Linked DNA regions of Mus musculus: region 1 is linked to region 2. Evidence: chromatin loops called from intact Hi-C (ENCODE). Cell type or tissue: left cerebral cortex. All regions are shown on one strand. Each heading gives the region's core, and the rest is flanking DNA. Links, peaks and the distances in the headings are about the cores only.

Region 1 (8,342 bases), core at 246-8,245, 310 kb after region 2:
ATTACAATGCTCCCCCGAAGGAAGGACTAAGGCAGGAAGAGGATGGGCACCCCACGGGAGGACCAACAGAGTCAACTGACCGGGACCTCTGGGAGCTCTCAGAGACTAGGTCATCAACCAAAGAACACACATAGGCTGCAATGAGGCCCCTGGGGCATACGTAGCAGACACGCAGCTCCGTCTCCATGTGGGCCCCCCAACAACTGGAACCGAGGCTCTCCATAAAGCTGTTGTCTTACTGGGGTTGCCTTGTCTGGCCTCAGTGGGAGATGATGTGCCAAATCTGACAGAGAGTTGTTACACCAGGGTGGGGGGATATCAAAAGTGGGGCCTCACTCTCTCAGAGGAGGAGGTTGGGGTAGCGGGGCGGAGAGGGGGGACTGGGAGGGCAGTATTTGGGGTGTAAATAAATAAATAAATAAATAAATTTTAACTCCCCTCCCAAGCGGTTCTCCCCCAGAAGCCTGCATAACACCTAAGAGCTAGGCCAGAGTAGGAGTGAGGATGGCTTCCAGCCCGGTGCTAGCTGGATACCTGCAACAAATGCATGTGGCTGTCTTCAGCAGCAGGGCCTTCCCATCTGCTCCTGATGAGCAACCAATAGCAGCAGCAATTGCCTGTATAACTTTAGGGGGTCTTGCTTTTGAGGCAAAGTTTTACTATGTAACCCAGGCTAGCCTTGAACTCTCAATCCCCCTGCCTCATGCTTCTTGGTGCTGTAGTTATCAATATACACCATCACACCCAGCTATGAAGACTTTTGTTTATTTTACACGTGTTTCTGGGTGTATGCATTTATATGCACGTGTGTGGAGGACAGAGCACAATTTATGGGAGTCAGTACTCACCTTCCACCATGTGGATTCCAAGGGATGAATTCTGCTCATCAGGCTTGTCTTACTGATTGGCTTACCTTCTGAGCCATCTTTTTGACCCCCTAAGACGCTTCCTGGCCTGGCAATGTTAGACTGAAAATGATGGACATGTGGTTCAGTCCCTAGCACTGCAAACAAAAGTGGATACAAGTGAAAATATATGTACATTATCAATTTTGAGAGAAATTATATTTGTTTACTAACTAGAAAAAAAAGACTGGAAAAACTACTCCCAAATAGTGGCTGTGTTTACAAAGTAGAATTTCTTTGTTTCTGTTTTCTTTACAAAAGGCATATGCTTCTTTTATCAAAAAAACATCAGCTTTTGTTTTTAATTAACAAAAGCTGGTGCAGTCATCTTTTGTGTATATTTCTCTGTCCGTGTTCACATGCTATGATGACAGAAGGTTGACTGTTAAGTGCCTTCCTCAGTTACTCTCTTCATTCATTCATTCATTCATTCATTCATTCATCTTCAGGCAGGGTCTCGTTGTTAGTCTTGGCTGGCTTTGAACTCCCAGAGATCCATCTGACTCTGCCTTGCAACTCCTGGTACTACAAGGCACTCACCACCATACCTGGCCTCTGCATTTTTTTAATTTACTTTTATCATTTTTAATGATATGCATGTATGTGTATTTATATGCTGGTGTGTGCATGTGAGTGCAGGTGCCCTTTAAGGCCACAGCTTGACAAATGCAGACTAAATTTTACCATCAGAAACAAAGACCTATTCTTATAATATGTAAGTTGTGCTGTTCACACAAAAGCTAGATTCTAATCATGTCATACTATCTTTTGCTTAAAGTGTGTGTGTGTGGGGGGGGGAAACAAACCAAAACCCTTGGTTTTCCAACACTAAGTTACATGCCCGGCCTCATATTTTTAATGTCTCATTTTCATCTGTGTCACTTGTGAGACCACTTCTATGTCATGCCTTTGACTAAGACCAGGAGTAATATGAACTGTGGAAATTCGATTACTTTTAAAGCCTTAAAATATCAGAATATGACATTCAGTTGAAGTAAGAATGCAGTTCACAGAATAGGAGAAAAAGGCAATAAGGAGTCTATATCTTTTAAACACTCATATGGACATTGTATTGTTCACCTGAGATGACAGAATGCTAAACATTTTTTTTTTTGAGACAGAATGTTCTGTATCCCAGGCCAGCTTCAAATGTGTACGCGGCCAAGAATGATCTAGAACTTCTGACTTTCCTGCTCACACCTCACGAGAAGCAGAATCCAAGCGCCCAATGCCACACTGCCTTCTGCACTACTGGGATTGAACCCGGATGCACATGTATGAAAACTCTACCAACTGACCCACAGTCCCAGCTCCTCGAAATCCTTTCTAAACAAAGGTATTTAGTTAGGAAAGTGCTATTGTTGAACTTACCCCCAAATTCTTTTATGTCCAAATAGAAGTCAGCTAGATTCTTATCATGTGATACAATTCTTTGCTTAAAGTGTGTGAGAGAAAAAAAAAAAACAAACAAACCCTGGTCCCTTTGTCTCTATGCAATCAGAAAGAGGGGGCTATTTTGATAACTCCTGTTAATAATTGTGACTATCCCACTAAAAAGTTCAAAAGTGGCAGTTTTGTGAAGATGAGTTGTAATAGGGGATATGAAAGCACACAGGCAAATGTTCTCTGCTCTCTCCAATAAAATCCTTTAAAAAACCCTTAAATATATCCTCTCTGTATGCAAAGCTCTGTAACACTGTACATTTTTCATTTGGTTAAGAACTACACATTAGGGTATCTGAGGTTAAATTTCTTAAATAATATCAAACAATCATAGATCTCAGAAAATTATTTAAGTACGAGAAGCCTACAATGATAGCATGCTATTATGGTTTTCTGAATTCCTAGTTTTCACAGGGAATTGGTAAGAATTTTGTCTAAGGTAGGGACTGAACCTAATGACCTTGCACATGGGAGACATGCAAGGCTATCTATCCATTGCCCTACAGTTGAGCTATATCCCCAGCCCTGCGAAGACTGAGTCTTATCATTGGAAACAAAGGCCTGTTCTTATAATACATCAGAAAGCTCCCCTGGGTTGCCAGAGCTGTCTGATTCCTCGTTCTGCTCCTTCCTTGAAGGTCTCTGAAGAGAAGCAGTGCCTATTTTGTTCAGGTCATCTCCTGAAATTCTCACACCTGCTACACAAAACACATTCAGCAAATGGTATGTTAATGAATACAAACAAGGAATTTCAGGGGACAGGATCTTTCTCTAGCTCAGGCTGGCCTAGAATTCACTATTTAACCCAGGATGGCCCACAACTCTAGGAAATCCTCCTGCCTCAACCTCTCAAAGAGATTATAGGCATGAGCCACCACACCTTCCTCTCCCTCTCTCCTTCTCCCCTCCCCACTCTGTGTGTGGGTGTGTATGCCTGTGTGTAGAGTATATGCATGTGTGTGCAGTTGCCCATAAAATGCATGTATAGAGTCAGAGACGGAGTTGAGTATCTGCCTCTATTGCTCTCCACCTTACTATTTTAGGCAGGGTCTCTTACTAACTCTGGAATTAACCAATTGGCTAGACTGACTGGACATCGAGCCACCAGGATCTTCCTTTCTCAGCTCCCTAGCTTTGGGGTTACAGGAGTACATTGCTGTGTTCAGCTCTTTTATATGGGTGCTGGGGATTTGAACTCGGGTCCTCATGCTTGCACAACATGCATTTTACCCATTAAACCATGTATGTACTCAACCTGTCCCCAGAGAAGAAAGTCTTAATCAAAAATAGTAAGTTATGTTAGGATATTTTAATGTATTTTCCACTACTTCCATTAAAAAAAAAATATATATATATATATATATATATATACAGTGTTGGGCATATTATAGCTCATGCCTGTAATCCGAGCACATGGGAGTCTGAGGCTGGCAGATCATAAGTTTGAGGTCAGCTTGGGTTACCTAGTAAATTCCAGGTTAGCCTGACACAAAAATTAGTCTTATCTTAATGTAGTTCTCTGAAGCTCTGTCTTACAGTTGATATGATGAAATTTTGGTACTAGTTGTTAGTCACAACCTCTGTTAGTTTTTCTTAGTTTCAAACTCTGACTTTGGTCCATCAGCAGTGACAAATTTGGAGATTGTGTGTGACTGGTGTCTCAGCTCCACCACGTGGCAGATTTGGGAATTGGATCTGCTTGCTGAGAACTGGGATACAGGCACACATCACCACACCCAGCTCACCCTACAACTCTCCTTTTGCTTTGTTTTGTCTGCTTGCCTTTGGAACCTCTGCAGTGCTTTCTGTAGTGGCTGCATCACTCTGCATTCCCACCAGCATTTCGGAAGAATTTGTCAGCCCCCTACATCTTCACTAACATTAGCTGTTTGTTTTCTGGCTGGTAGGAGGTAAAATCTCAGTGTGGTTTTGATTTGTGTTTCCTTGATTGTTAAGGAAGTTGAACAGTTTTTTATTGGCCAGCAAATAAAAGTTGTAATGTTTCCCCCTCCCTATGACAGTCTCTGTGTTAACATTACCCCTGATCTAAAAGATCCGTGTAACAGTGTTCATTCAGGCAACTAACTTTTATCTTTTGAGGATTATAAAAGTTATATGTTGCATTCATTGTGTTCCTTTAGGAAAAGGGGAATTGTGTATGTACCCTATATATATATATGTATATATATATATAAATATATATACATACATATATATGTATATATATATATATATGCATATATTACTTTATACAGTATATGTAGCACATGAAAATGACTGGTACAATTTGGGGATTCCCTCTTCAAAGCCTTCAGTTTATCAAGTCTGTGCCATAGAAAGTAAAAACTGGAATTACAATTTGCTACTATAAGACTTAGAATATACTTTAAAAATATAATAAAATTAAGTTTTCATTTACTCTAAACTCACAAATACTACAAAGTGGGTGGGGGTGTATATATTCTAGCATCATTGTACCTGTTTGACAGATTCATACCTCATATTGACAGGATCTTTCAAGTGTGGGTGAAGAAAAAGGAAGGAAGAAAAGAAAAGACACAAACCTTGTCCTAATTCTGATACTATGTCTGCTCTGGGTCATTTGTCAAAATGGTTACCAAACACTTTGAACAATAATAGTCCCCTTAACAAAATAAGAATATTTCTAATAGTAAAGGCAATCCAAATGCCTGTTAAGAGGTGCCTGATTAATATTCATATGTTTATCAGTCATTAGGTCTGGGAAAAGGTGGGCAGTAGTGGTGTACACTTTTAGTTTCAGTGCTCAAGATGCAGAAGCAGACAGATCTCTGAGTCTGAAAACAGCCTGATCCACAGAGTCAGTTCCAGGACAGCTAGGGTTGCACAGAGAAACAAAAAATAAAAAACAAAAACAAACAAAAAACAAAAACAAACAAAAAATCCCCCAAACCCCAAATAGCTTATAATAGCTTACACACACACACACACACACACACACACACACACACACACACACATATCTAATAGTTAAAGGACACTATAATTGGAGCCTGGTGGCTGGCTCTTTCATCTTAGCATTCAGAGTGTAGGAAATAATGGCAGGTGATCTCTGTGAGTGTGAGGCCAGCCTGGTCTGCATCATGTGTTCTAGCCATCCAGAGTTATACAGAGAGACTCACTAAATAAGTAAGTAAGTAAATAAATAAATAAATAAATGAATAGCAACACTCACAAAATAAATAAATTAATAGATAACATAGCAACAACAACAACAACAAAACCAACCACTGTAGGTTCTGCAGGGAAAACACAGGAAGGATAAAATCAGGGATAAACTTGAACACATAAGTAAAAGTAAAATCTTAAAAAATAGGAAAAATTTAAAACTTTTTGGGGGTAGTATGCATGGTATTGTCTTAGGTTTTTCTATGGCTGTAACAAAACACCAGAACCAAAAAGCAAGTTGAGGAGGAAGGGGGTTTATTTGGCCTACACTTCTATATCCATGTTAAAGAAGTCAGGATAGGAACTCAAGCAGGGCAGGGAGCTGGAGGCAGGAGCTGATTCAAAGGCCATGGAAGGGTGCAGCTTACTGGCTTGCTTCCCCTGGCTCACTCAGCCTGCTTTCTTATAGCTCCCAGGACCACCAGCTCAGGGCTGAGACCACCCACAATGGACTGGGCCCTCCCCCATTGATAACTAATTAAGAAAATGCTCTACAACCATGTCTTATGGAGGCATTTTCTCAGTTAAGTTTCTCTCCTTTTAGATACCTTTAGTTTGTGTGTCAACTTGACATAAGACCAGCCAACACAGGTATGTATGTTCACATGTGTCTGTAGGTACTTATCAAGACCAGAAGTTGATATTGAACATCTTTCTCTATTGCTCTCCTCCATAGACATTGAGGTAGGCTCTCTCTCTCTTGTACCCAGAACTCACTGGTTCAGCTGGCTAGATAGCCCAGAATTCTCTGTCCATTTCCTTAGCACTGTGATCCCATGTAGGCTGTTGTGCTGGCCTGGTCTTTACATGAATTCTGGTGTGAGGACTCCAGTTGTCATACTTTTGCAGCAAGACTTTACCTGCTGAGTTATCTTATGAGCCTATGACAAGAGTCTGAGACTTTGAAAGGAATTTAAAGTTAAGATCATAGAAACTTCTTATTTTATAACTGACCAGCGATTCTTCGTTTTTTTTTTTTTTTTTGGGGGGGGGGGTTCGAGACAGGGTTTCTCTGTGTAGCCCTGGCTGTCCTGGAACTCACTCTGTAGACCAGGCTAGCCTTGAACTCAGAAATCTGCCTGCCTCAAGCCTTCCAAGTACTGGGATTAAAGGCATGAGCCACCACGCCCGGCGAGATTCTATGTTTTGCCGAGTTTACTGCTGGGTTATTAAGAGAAGCGTGGCTTGAATCCATGCCTCTTCTCTCTTACTTCCTTATGTCTGAGCCTGGCCTCGAATTTGAGACAAATTTCTTGTCGCAGCCCCTGGAGTTGCTGCAATTACAGGTGTAAGCCACCAGGCTTGGCTCCTTCTGTTTACCTTTGAGCAGGAGAAGCAGAAAGCACCCACTTGAGGACCACTGTATGCCATGAGAGTGCCTGCAAGCTTTGAGGCCACACTACTTACATTCAAATCTGAGACCGGTTATTTATTACCTGTATGACCTTGGTGAGGTAGTTTAACTGCTCTGTGCCTCAGTTGTCTCCTCTGCAAAGTTAACTCTCAGATTTGTGTAGAGATTAAATGGACTGATTTACTTAAAGTACCTAGCAGTACAAGGCATAAGGGCGACCAGAAATCTCAGTACTATTTAGCACACATTCTCTGGTTACTGATAAAACAAAGATTAGCTGGGGCCAAGGACTTTTGCCAACAGCTGTTTTTATTTGATCTGCATTTAAGAAACAGAACCCCAAGGCCAGGAGTGGTAGTACAGGCCAATATCCCAGCTCTAAGGAAGATGAGGCCATGCTATGAACTCAAGGCCAGCAAGACTGTCTCAACAAACATGCTCACAACAACAAAAAACCCCACTTCATCTGAGGCAGTGTTTGTATCTTGACATTCTGTACAGAAGTCACAGTTTTAGTTTCTCTTGCAGATTTGGAAGGCCTGATATTGTTAGGCTAAAATTATCAGATCCTATCAACTGCCTGGTTGCAACATAGTAGCTGCCCCCACAGTAACTTTGCTTTGTCTTTTATTTTCATGCTTGATTAAAACAACCCTTGTTCTCAAGGAACTTGCAATCTTATAAGTGACCCACATTGGCTGAATATAGACTGCTAGGAAAAGAAGAAAAAAAGGACGGAGCATAGCCATCGTCTGGTGGAACATGAGCCATCGTCTGGTGGAACATGAGAGCGTCTGAAGTGTGGAAGATGGTGGTGATGGTGATGTTTGTATATGCTTGGCCCAGGAAGTGGCACTATTAGGAGGTGTGGCCTTGCTGCAGTAGGTGTTAGAGCAAGTGTGTCGTTGTGGGCATGGGCTTTAAGACCCTCATCCTAGCTCCCTGGGAGCCAGTCTGAATAAGATGATGTAGGACCCTCAGCTCCTCCGGATGCTGGCATGCTCCCGCCTTGATGGTAATGGACAGAACCTCTGAACCTGTAAGAAAATGAGCAAGCTGAGAAAGGAAAAATATTTAAAGGGACACCGGGAAGTAGAACAGAGCAAAATCTTTTGTTTTAGGAGATAACAGATCCCACTCAGCTAAATTTAAGTCTATGTGTGATGGAACATACCTTTAATCCCAGGAGACAGAGCCGTGCAGATCACTAAACTCAAGGTCAGCCTACTGAGCAAGTTCCAGGACAGCTAAGTTTCATTCTACTTCCTGGTGTCCCTTTAATACTTTAACCATATATTTTGTTGATAAAATGGACATAATACCGACTCCTACCTTAGGGCTATTAAACTAAAAATTGAACTCAGCAAATCCATGCAGTGAATTTACCAAGATAACCTGATAAAGAGTGAAAGTGATCGGTTATAAGTTACGAT
Region 2 (8,342 bases), core at 280-8,279:
GGAATTGTACTTGGGCCATCAGGCTTGCCGGCAGGTGACTTTACCTACTGAGCCATATTTTTCAGTATTATAAAGAATCTTATATTGAATGCCCATATACTTTTATGAGATAAAATTATTAGAAATAGGACTGGGGCCGGGCAGTGGTGGCGCACGCCTTTAATCCCAGCACTTGGGAGGCAGAGGCAGGTGGATTTCTGAGTTCGAGGCCAGCCTGGTCTACAAAGTGAGTTCCAGGACAGCCAGGGCTACACAGAGAAAACCTGTCTCGAAAAACCAAAAAAAAAAAAAAAAAAAAAACCAAAAGAAGAAGAAGAAGAAGGAGGAGGAGGATGAGGAGGAGGCCTGGGTGGATGGGTTATTGATGAATGCACTTGCTGTGTGTGGTGGTTTGAATGAGAATGACTCCTATAGGCTAACATATTTGAATGTTTGGTTCCTGGTTGGTGGACTATTAAGGGAGGCTTAGGAGGTGCTGGAGGAGGTGTGCCACTCAGTGTGGTCTTTGCGGTTTCTAATACCCAAGCCTGGCCCAGCCTCTCTTTTTCTACTGTGCGTTTGTGGATAAAATGTAAACTCTTGGCTACTGCTCTAGCACCGAGCCTACCTGCCTTCTGCCTTCTGTTCCCCACCACGACTGTCCTAGACTCTCTGAAACTAAGCAAGCCCCCAAGTAAACGCTTTCTTTTATAAGTTGCCTTGGCCATTGTGTCTCTTTGCAGAATTGGAGAAGTAACCAAGACTACTCAAGTGTGAGGACCTGAAATGACATCCCTAGCATCTGGGTAAAATCTGGATTAGTGAGCATCTCTAACCCTAGTGCTTCTGTGGGAAGATAGGCAGTGGAGACATGAGAGTTCCTGGGAACTCATTGGCCAGGTGGCCTGGAGTATACAGTGGAGGGCTGGTCTCCAGGTAGACAAGTCAGGTTGCTCTGAGCTCCACAGTGCACTGTGGCATGCATGTACCTGAATTTAGACACACAAGTACACGTTTACGCGCGCGCACACACACACACACACACACACACATTTATTAAACATAGTAGAAACAGAAATGTTGAATTAAAGGAGAGGAACAAAAAATGCAATGTAAATTGTTACATTTCCTTAGAAACGAAAGTTATACTAATTAGCAATCTAAACAAAAGGTTTCATTATTCATCCATTTATTTATTTCAAGAAAGGGTTTCTCTGTGTAGCCCTGGCTGTCCTGGAACTCACTCTGTAGACCAGGCTGACCTCAAACTCAGAGATTTGCCTGACTCTGTTTCCCGAGTGCTGGGATTAAAGGCGTGCGCCACCACCGAACAAACTGTTTGTTTGTTTTAAATTTGTGTTCTCTTCCCCCTATTCAGTCAGGGGCTGGGATGGAACTCTGGCCGTTGCTGAACTACATCTGTAGCTCTTTGGTTGACCTTGAACATACTTAGTTTGTTAAATCTTCACTAATCTGATAAGATCATACTATTGTCTTAATTTTTACTTGCTTAATTATAAGGGAAGTTGGGTATCTCTTAGTGATTTGGGGTGTGTGTGTGTTCATGTGTGTGTGTGTGTGTGTTCATACACTTTGCCCATGGGTAGGTTTATTGAATAACTTTAATTTTTTTCCAAACTGGTTTTTAGATAAGAAAATTCTGTCTTGGAAGAATTATTTTTGGTTCCCATTTTAAAAATCAAACTCTTTCCTTCTCTGTCCCAGAAACACGTTCTCCCTGATTCATCCGTGTTAAGAGCTTCCAAGCCATTTAGTTAATGAAACCGTTTCCTCTGAAGAGGGCCTGGCCTGCGATCATCCAGAGCGTAAGAGCACCCTGCTTCCATTTCCTCTGGAGCCGCCGTCCTCTTTTTCTCTTGCCTTAATTGCTTTGTGTTCTCTCGAGTGATGCATTTGATCTTAGGTTTTTCCTGTAGTTCTTTCTTACTAAAATCCAGTGGCATTCTATCAGAAAATTAATTCCTCTGGTTTTTGGAGTCACTGTATACGGTAACTCCGTTGCATCTGACCTCAAGATTTGTCTGATTTTTTTTTTTCTAAGGGTTTCCGTTGGATTAGCCTTCATGTTCTGGAGTCCACCGGTGCTAAGTGTTTTTAACACTCGAGTTAAGGACCTTGTGGAAAAGCCAAGGACAGCCATGGGTTCTTTACAGGGCTCAGGAGAACTGCTGCTTAGCAGGTTGTGTGCAGTTTGCTCGAGCTGCCAGTAGTGGGCGCCCTCTCCCGCGCCACATTCCAATGGCCTTCCTGGGTCTCTGCTGTAGGACCGCACTCTGCCCCTGAAGCAGCTGTGGTGACCCATGGGCTGGATTGAGTAATTAATGAAGCCCCGAGGGATCTCTCACAAAAGAAGAATTGGCATAAATAGGAGGCTGGAGGGGAGGAGGGAGGGAGAAAACTAACCAACAATGAAAAAAAAAAAAAAATGCTGCCACAGCTGCTGCAGCCTGTGAGTAATGTGAGGTGGAGTGTTGACAACACAGATTCCCCAAAGGGAGATTGGGGTGAGACTGTCACCGGACTGCAGGCGCCCACCCCCTAAAAACAAAACAAAACTGCTCTGCGCATCGATTTTTCAAACAATACATTTACTGGCCCACTGCATCGTGGTGAGGGGCGGGGTGATGGTGTGGTCCATGGCAGCTTCATTACCAATGTGGGAACAAACCAGGCATTCTTGATCCCTCTCAGCTCCCAGATGGCCAACAAGCTTCATTTGTCGATGAGCTGGCTTGATGAGCTGACTTGCGTTAACTTTCCTGTGTGCGCTTAATCCAGACTGGGCACTGGTGACAGAGCAAAGCAATGATTCCACCCATGTCTAAATTGGTGAACCAAGCAGTTTATGGGCTTACGGATACACAGGTGACCCCCCAAAAGTTACGCCACTGAAGTCAGGGTGTGTGATGGGTGGTGTTCTCATCACTGCATAGATGGAGTACCCTTCCGTTAGCCTTGTTTCTACATACTTTAGCACCTTCTGAGTCCACTCTGCAGCGGGGGCAGAATTATTGCTATCTGGAAATGGGGACAGGCAGGCTGGGAATCTTAGGTGACCTTCCCACTCTCTCCCATGAGGGAACATCACGAGGCCTGATCTTGTTGGGAGTGTGCGGCGGGAAATCATGGCTCTCTGATTAAGGTAATATAATAATTAAAGTATATATAATAAAGTAAAGGTTGTGTATGCCTGAAAAGGGGTCCAGCCAACAAGAATTTCCTCTTCTTTGCCTTTGATAATGAAGAAACTGAAGGGTTTTGATATTATTGCTTTTTATTTTTATTTATTTTATTTTATGTTTATGAGTATTTTGCCTGCATGTGCATATGCCTATCATCTTCATGCCTGGTGCTCTTGGAGGTTAAAAAAAATGGGTCAGGTTCCCTGGGTCTTCTGGAGCCCAGGATGACCTCAAAGTCGTTGCAATCCTCCTGCCTCATCCCCTCACTCCCAGTTGGGACTACTGGCATGAGCCACCATGCCTTGCCAGTGTTTCTTTTTTAAGAGTGAGAACCACAGCCTTTTCTGTATTGGCTCCCACTCATTCTTCCAAATGTCGAGTCCCAGTCCTCATGTTCTGGGGTCTTGCTTCTGGTCAGTGGTACCACTGGGCCATTAAAGACTTCAGCTCTGATTTGTCCACTACCTTTTGTCTTGAATGATGCTAAGGCCTTGAATTGGCATGCTGTATTCTCAGGGTCTTACATAAAACCATTCTATAAATCACACTTGTTGCCCTTGCTACTGAAAGTCTGAAAAAAGTGTAAAGGGGTTAAAACGAGCCTCATTCATATCAAAGGCGACTGCTGTTCATATGATATATATCCTTCTATAGTGTCTATACATATACAAAGGCTGCGGATAGAGCTGAGTGGCAGAGCACTTGCCTGTCAAGTATATTTCTATCTCATTACTTTCGGAGTTCTATGTCTGTGTGATGGAGAATGACAATGAGTACGATCATTGCTCCTGGGGAAGGTCAGGGATAGAGAGGGTCCTGTGATGCTGCGGGATTTGATCACATTGTGAACCCCACGATTGTGAACTGGAAAAACCTGGTTATTGTTATGGTGTGGCTCAGCCCTAGCACACAGCTTTAATCCAAGAACTTTCTGCAAACAGGATTAAATAAAGTCAACCCTTGGGCAAGAGGTGAAGCAAGCAGCCGGGTGACAGGGAGTGACCATAAGAAAACTCAGGAAGTCAAGAGGAGAGACACTGAGTTGAAGGGTATTTTAGACGGCATGAAGGAATTTCTTCAGGGACGTTGGTGGAGTGGGAAGCCCAGCTGGGGCCTTTCTCTGCCTCTCTGAGCTAGCAGGCTTTCACCACAGCATCTGGCTCTTGTGTCCTCATTTGATAAGTCAAGTGTTTGGGACGTTGTCTTTTAAAAGTAACACTAAGCTGGTGATCACAGCCAGATAACCTTAATTTATGCAAATTTCTGTTGAGAGCCACCAATAAACATTGTTAATTCGTTCACTTTGAACCTGACCAACAGCGGTATACATAACTCATGACTGACAGAAACCACGTAGGCATCTCCTCTGAAAAGCACATCAGATCTTTATGAATAGGAACACTGGGCCATTATACTGGGGCGAATTTCAATACTGACATTGCCAAGAAAAGCAGAGAAGTGTGAATTACACTGTAGTAAACAAAGCACGGAAAGAGACTCAGCCATTGTACAAGAACTGGAGCAAGAAGGCGAAGCACGTCTTTTGACTGCTCAGCAGTCAAAAGGGACGGCAAATAGTTAATTGTTTTAATGCCACAAATAAGTTTTAATTAGAATTATATAATATTTGCAAATATAAATTACAGAATCTGGAACTAATGTGGCTCAATTATATCTTAACTCTTTTCCTGGCCACCATATGCATTTTATTCTTTGTGTGTGCATGTGTGCGTGTTGACATGTATGTGATGGTGAGGTGTGTGTGTGTGCATACATACATGTAGAAGCCAGAGGGCATCCTGTTCTCTCACCCTCTGCCTGAGTCTCTCACTGAACCTGGAGCCAGGCTGAGGCCAGCAAAGCCCATCAATACTCTTGTCTTCCCCACAGCAACAATAGGGTTCCTAGGTGCTTTAGGCAAGACCTGGCATGGCTTTTGCTTGGGTACTGAGGATTTGAACTCAAGTCTTCGTGTTTGCACAGGAAGTTCTCTTACACACTGAGTCAGTTCCTTAGCCTCTCAAGATATCCATTTTTTTTTTTGGACAGGTTATTGCTAAAATCCCTTCTCAGTGTGGGATGTAAATAACACCTATCCCTCCTTCAAAGGTCACAACAGACATACTGACTCCCACAATTCCGTCACAGTTCACTCTTGGGAACCAATGACTTCATTGGGCTTCTTTACTGGGCCTGGGTACCTGCTCCTTCCCCTCCAATAAACTGCACCTGAAAGGCCTTGCCAGTCCAGGAGTCACACAGATGGAACCCTCTGCCCCAGTCTCCTCTGCAATACACTCGACCCCCCGCCCCATCCCCTGCCCTAAGTCATGTGTGTGTGATTAAGGTGTTTGGAGCTTGTTCAATATCTGAAAATCAGCTGGTGTAGTCAACCACACAGGGAGTCTAAAGATGAAAATTCAGAGCTGTCACCACATCAGAAGGTAGTAGGGAGCAGCTGGATACTGAGGTGAGGGTTTCATAAACCCCCCACCCCTCTGTGAGGGTGTAAACAGTCAACAGGCCTGGCTGGGATGGTCTTTTGCAAGCAGGGCGGGGCTAAGAAGGCAGAGCACTGTCTTTTCAATGTCAACCAGGAATATCCAAGTCCCAAGAGCTGCTTGCTTGTCTCAGAGGACAGTCACCGAGAGATTCTGGCAGGCCTGGAACTTGCTATGTAGATCATGCTGGCCTCAGACTTATAGAGATCTGCCTGCCTCTGCCTCCCAAATACTGGAGTTAAAGGTGTGTGCCAACCCCCACCCCTGGCCCAACATATGCATTTTAGTAACTATATATAGTTAAGTAAAGATTATGACTCAAGATATAAATGTACCACGCTTTGTCAAAGGTTTAAATTTTGAGACAGGCTCTGCCTGAGTTTCCCAGGCTGGTTTGAACTTGTGACTCTGTCTCAGGCTCTCAAGGATTATTGGCCTGCTCCTCTGGGTCTGGGACCAGGGCTATTCATAACATCTGGGTGCTTAATTATTTTTTTAAATTTAATTTTTTTCTCCCCTGCTCCTCTCCTCCTTTCTCTCTGTTTTGTCTGCATGTTTTTTTTTTTTAATTTTTTTTTTTTATTTTTAGACAGTGTCTGGCTATGTCACTTGGTAGATCTGGACCTTACTGTGTCAGCTACTTGCATGTGAAACTGGAGATTAGCTAGACTCATAAATGATGCTATCTGTGGATTGACCTGGGCTATCCCGGCTCAGGCACCAGCCTTTGTTGGTCAGTACTGTATACACAGTTAAGTTTTGTCAGTGTGATCTATGGGTTAAAATGGGAGGGGCTCACAAGACATGTACGTGCTTATTCTTCTGCTCTGTTCTGTACAGTTCTTGCCCAATGCTGACTTGAATCTCTTACCTTTGTTGTAATAAAGTGTAACCTTGATTCTAACAGTTTGATCTCAGTCCATCGAGTGAACAAATGGGAGAATGATCTGGGAAACTCCCAATATGAACTACTGTATATTTAAACATACCTGAGGACGACTCTATGTGTGCTCTGTCTGTCTGTCTCTCTATGCATATATTTATGTGTTTGTTATACATTTAATATATAAGTATATATAATATAATAATATATAATATGATATTTTATTGTGGATTTAAGAGGTTCACAAAGGTAACTGGCTATACCACCCTTGACTTGGGCTTGCATTCTATTTTTAGAAGTCAATCCTTACCAGCTCCAAGTCTACTACTGAACATCTTTTTAAAGGCTTAGTGGCCATTTGGATTTCTTCCTCTGTGGTTTGTCCATTCTGCCTACTTTCTTTACTAAGCTGTTCTTGAATGTGGAAAACACACGAAGCCCATTCACATATGCACAAAGGAAGTCAAACGTTTATTCTCTGTTGCTCCTTGGAGCTTAGAGCTTTCTGTATGTCAGTGGTTTGCTTTGTCTGAATAATCCCTCAAATTGCCCACCCCTCAGGAATACCAGCTTTCGATAACACGTACTTTCCCTTTGCCATGCCTCTATTTTTAAGTCACGTCAGACCCACCTCTGACTCTCTCTCTCTCTCTCTCAGGGCTTTTTTTCCCCCCATAGGTAAACTTTCCTTGAGTTTAGTTGTCTTTTCTTTCCTTAATTATATGTACTTCCCTTAATATGACCTCTTTGCAAAATTGGGCCAGTAGAATGTCACATTTGATTGCTGTCACTGATCCCACAATCCAGCAGCTTCTACCCATAATTCTACCTTACAGATGCCAGCTTAACCTGCAGAAAGCTCTGATTTCTGTTACCTCATATTCTTGCTCAAAATCTTCCAAGATTTTCCTTAGGTTTTATTAGGCATGTGTACCTCTGGGGCCAGGTTTGGAGCCCGTTGGTTTGCCCATGGAGTCACAGGATGAAGACGTGGAAACAGGCCTGGCTTGTGTGGTCAGCCCAGATGTGCTGAGCCAGAAAGGGTAGCTATGACCTCACAGGTTACAGGGATGGGACATGACAAAGGCTGGTTTGGTTAGGTGCTTTGAAAGCCCATGGGCTCTTTAATGGTAGGGAAGCCTGAAGAGGTGGAGAAGGGTTGCCTGTGGTGACAGGGCCACTTCTAATGAGTCAGGTGTCGACTGCTGCATGCTTTCATATGAAGCTTTACTGCCTGGGCCTTCGCTGCTGATCTGGACTCCTAGTCTTCACTGTGACTAGAGTGCTATTCTGGTTTGTCCCATGTTCTTTCAAGGGAAATTTGCCAAAGGGATAGGTATAAGGCCGGCTGCAGGTCTCCCAGGCTCAAGGCTGACTTGTCCCCTGTATGTTTTAATGGACCCTGCAACAGGGTACCTGTGGTAGAGTATTGCAGGGTTACTAGTGGACCAGTGTGCCCTCAGAGCCCTCAGCCTAGACTGTAGTGGATGGGACATTGCTGCTCTTTAGTGGCCTCAGTATCCCAGGTCCCAGTAAAGTGGCTGAATGCCGAAAGAGAGGGTCCCTGCTGGGCAGGTTTTATGTGGCTTGTGAGTCACCAGAAGGATTTAAAGAGCAGAGGGAATGGAAGTGCCCAAGGTTTTATGCTGGGGTGGATGAAGCATTGAGGGTAATGAGCAATGTGATCAGCAAGGTACCACAGGGTCACATCCCTGCGGAGGATGCAGGGTCAGAGTGCCTGATGCTGCATTCCATTGTCTACCTCTAGGTGAGGCT

What was found. A loop is a pair of places that touch in the nucleus more often than their neighbours do. Peaks named below come from ENCODE experiments on the same cell type or tissue, not always from the same donor. Only the 100,000 strongest peaks of a DNase experiment are listed, where the experiment ranks them.
Region 1: a loop joins it to region 2, with 3 times the contacts of the local background. A loop is called at or near these places in 7 of 42 quality-filtered maps.

Annotation. Positions count from the first base shown.
Region 1 is chr12:55,827,260-55,835,601 of GRCm38, forward strand. No RefSeq gene overlaps it. Among named protein-coding and RNA genes, the nearest start is that of Brms1l, 4.9 kb to the right of the region's middle. In left cerebral cortex, for the core only: CTCF peaks have their summits at 4,021 and 6,847; a DNase peak (open chromatin) is centred at 4,026.
Region 2 is chr12:55,515,937-55,524,278 of GRCm38, forward strand. No RefSeq gene overlaps it. Among named protein-coding and RNA genes, the nearest start is that of Gm36634, 27 kb to the left of the region's middle. In left cerebral cortex, for the core only: a CTCF peak has its summit at 2,209 (motif pointing right); DNase peaks (open chromatin) are centred at 2,245 and 4,306.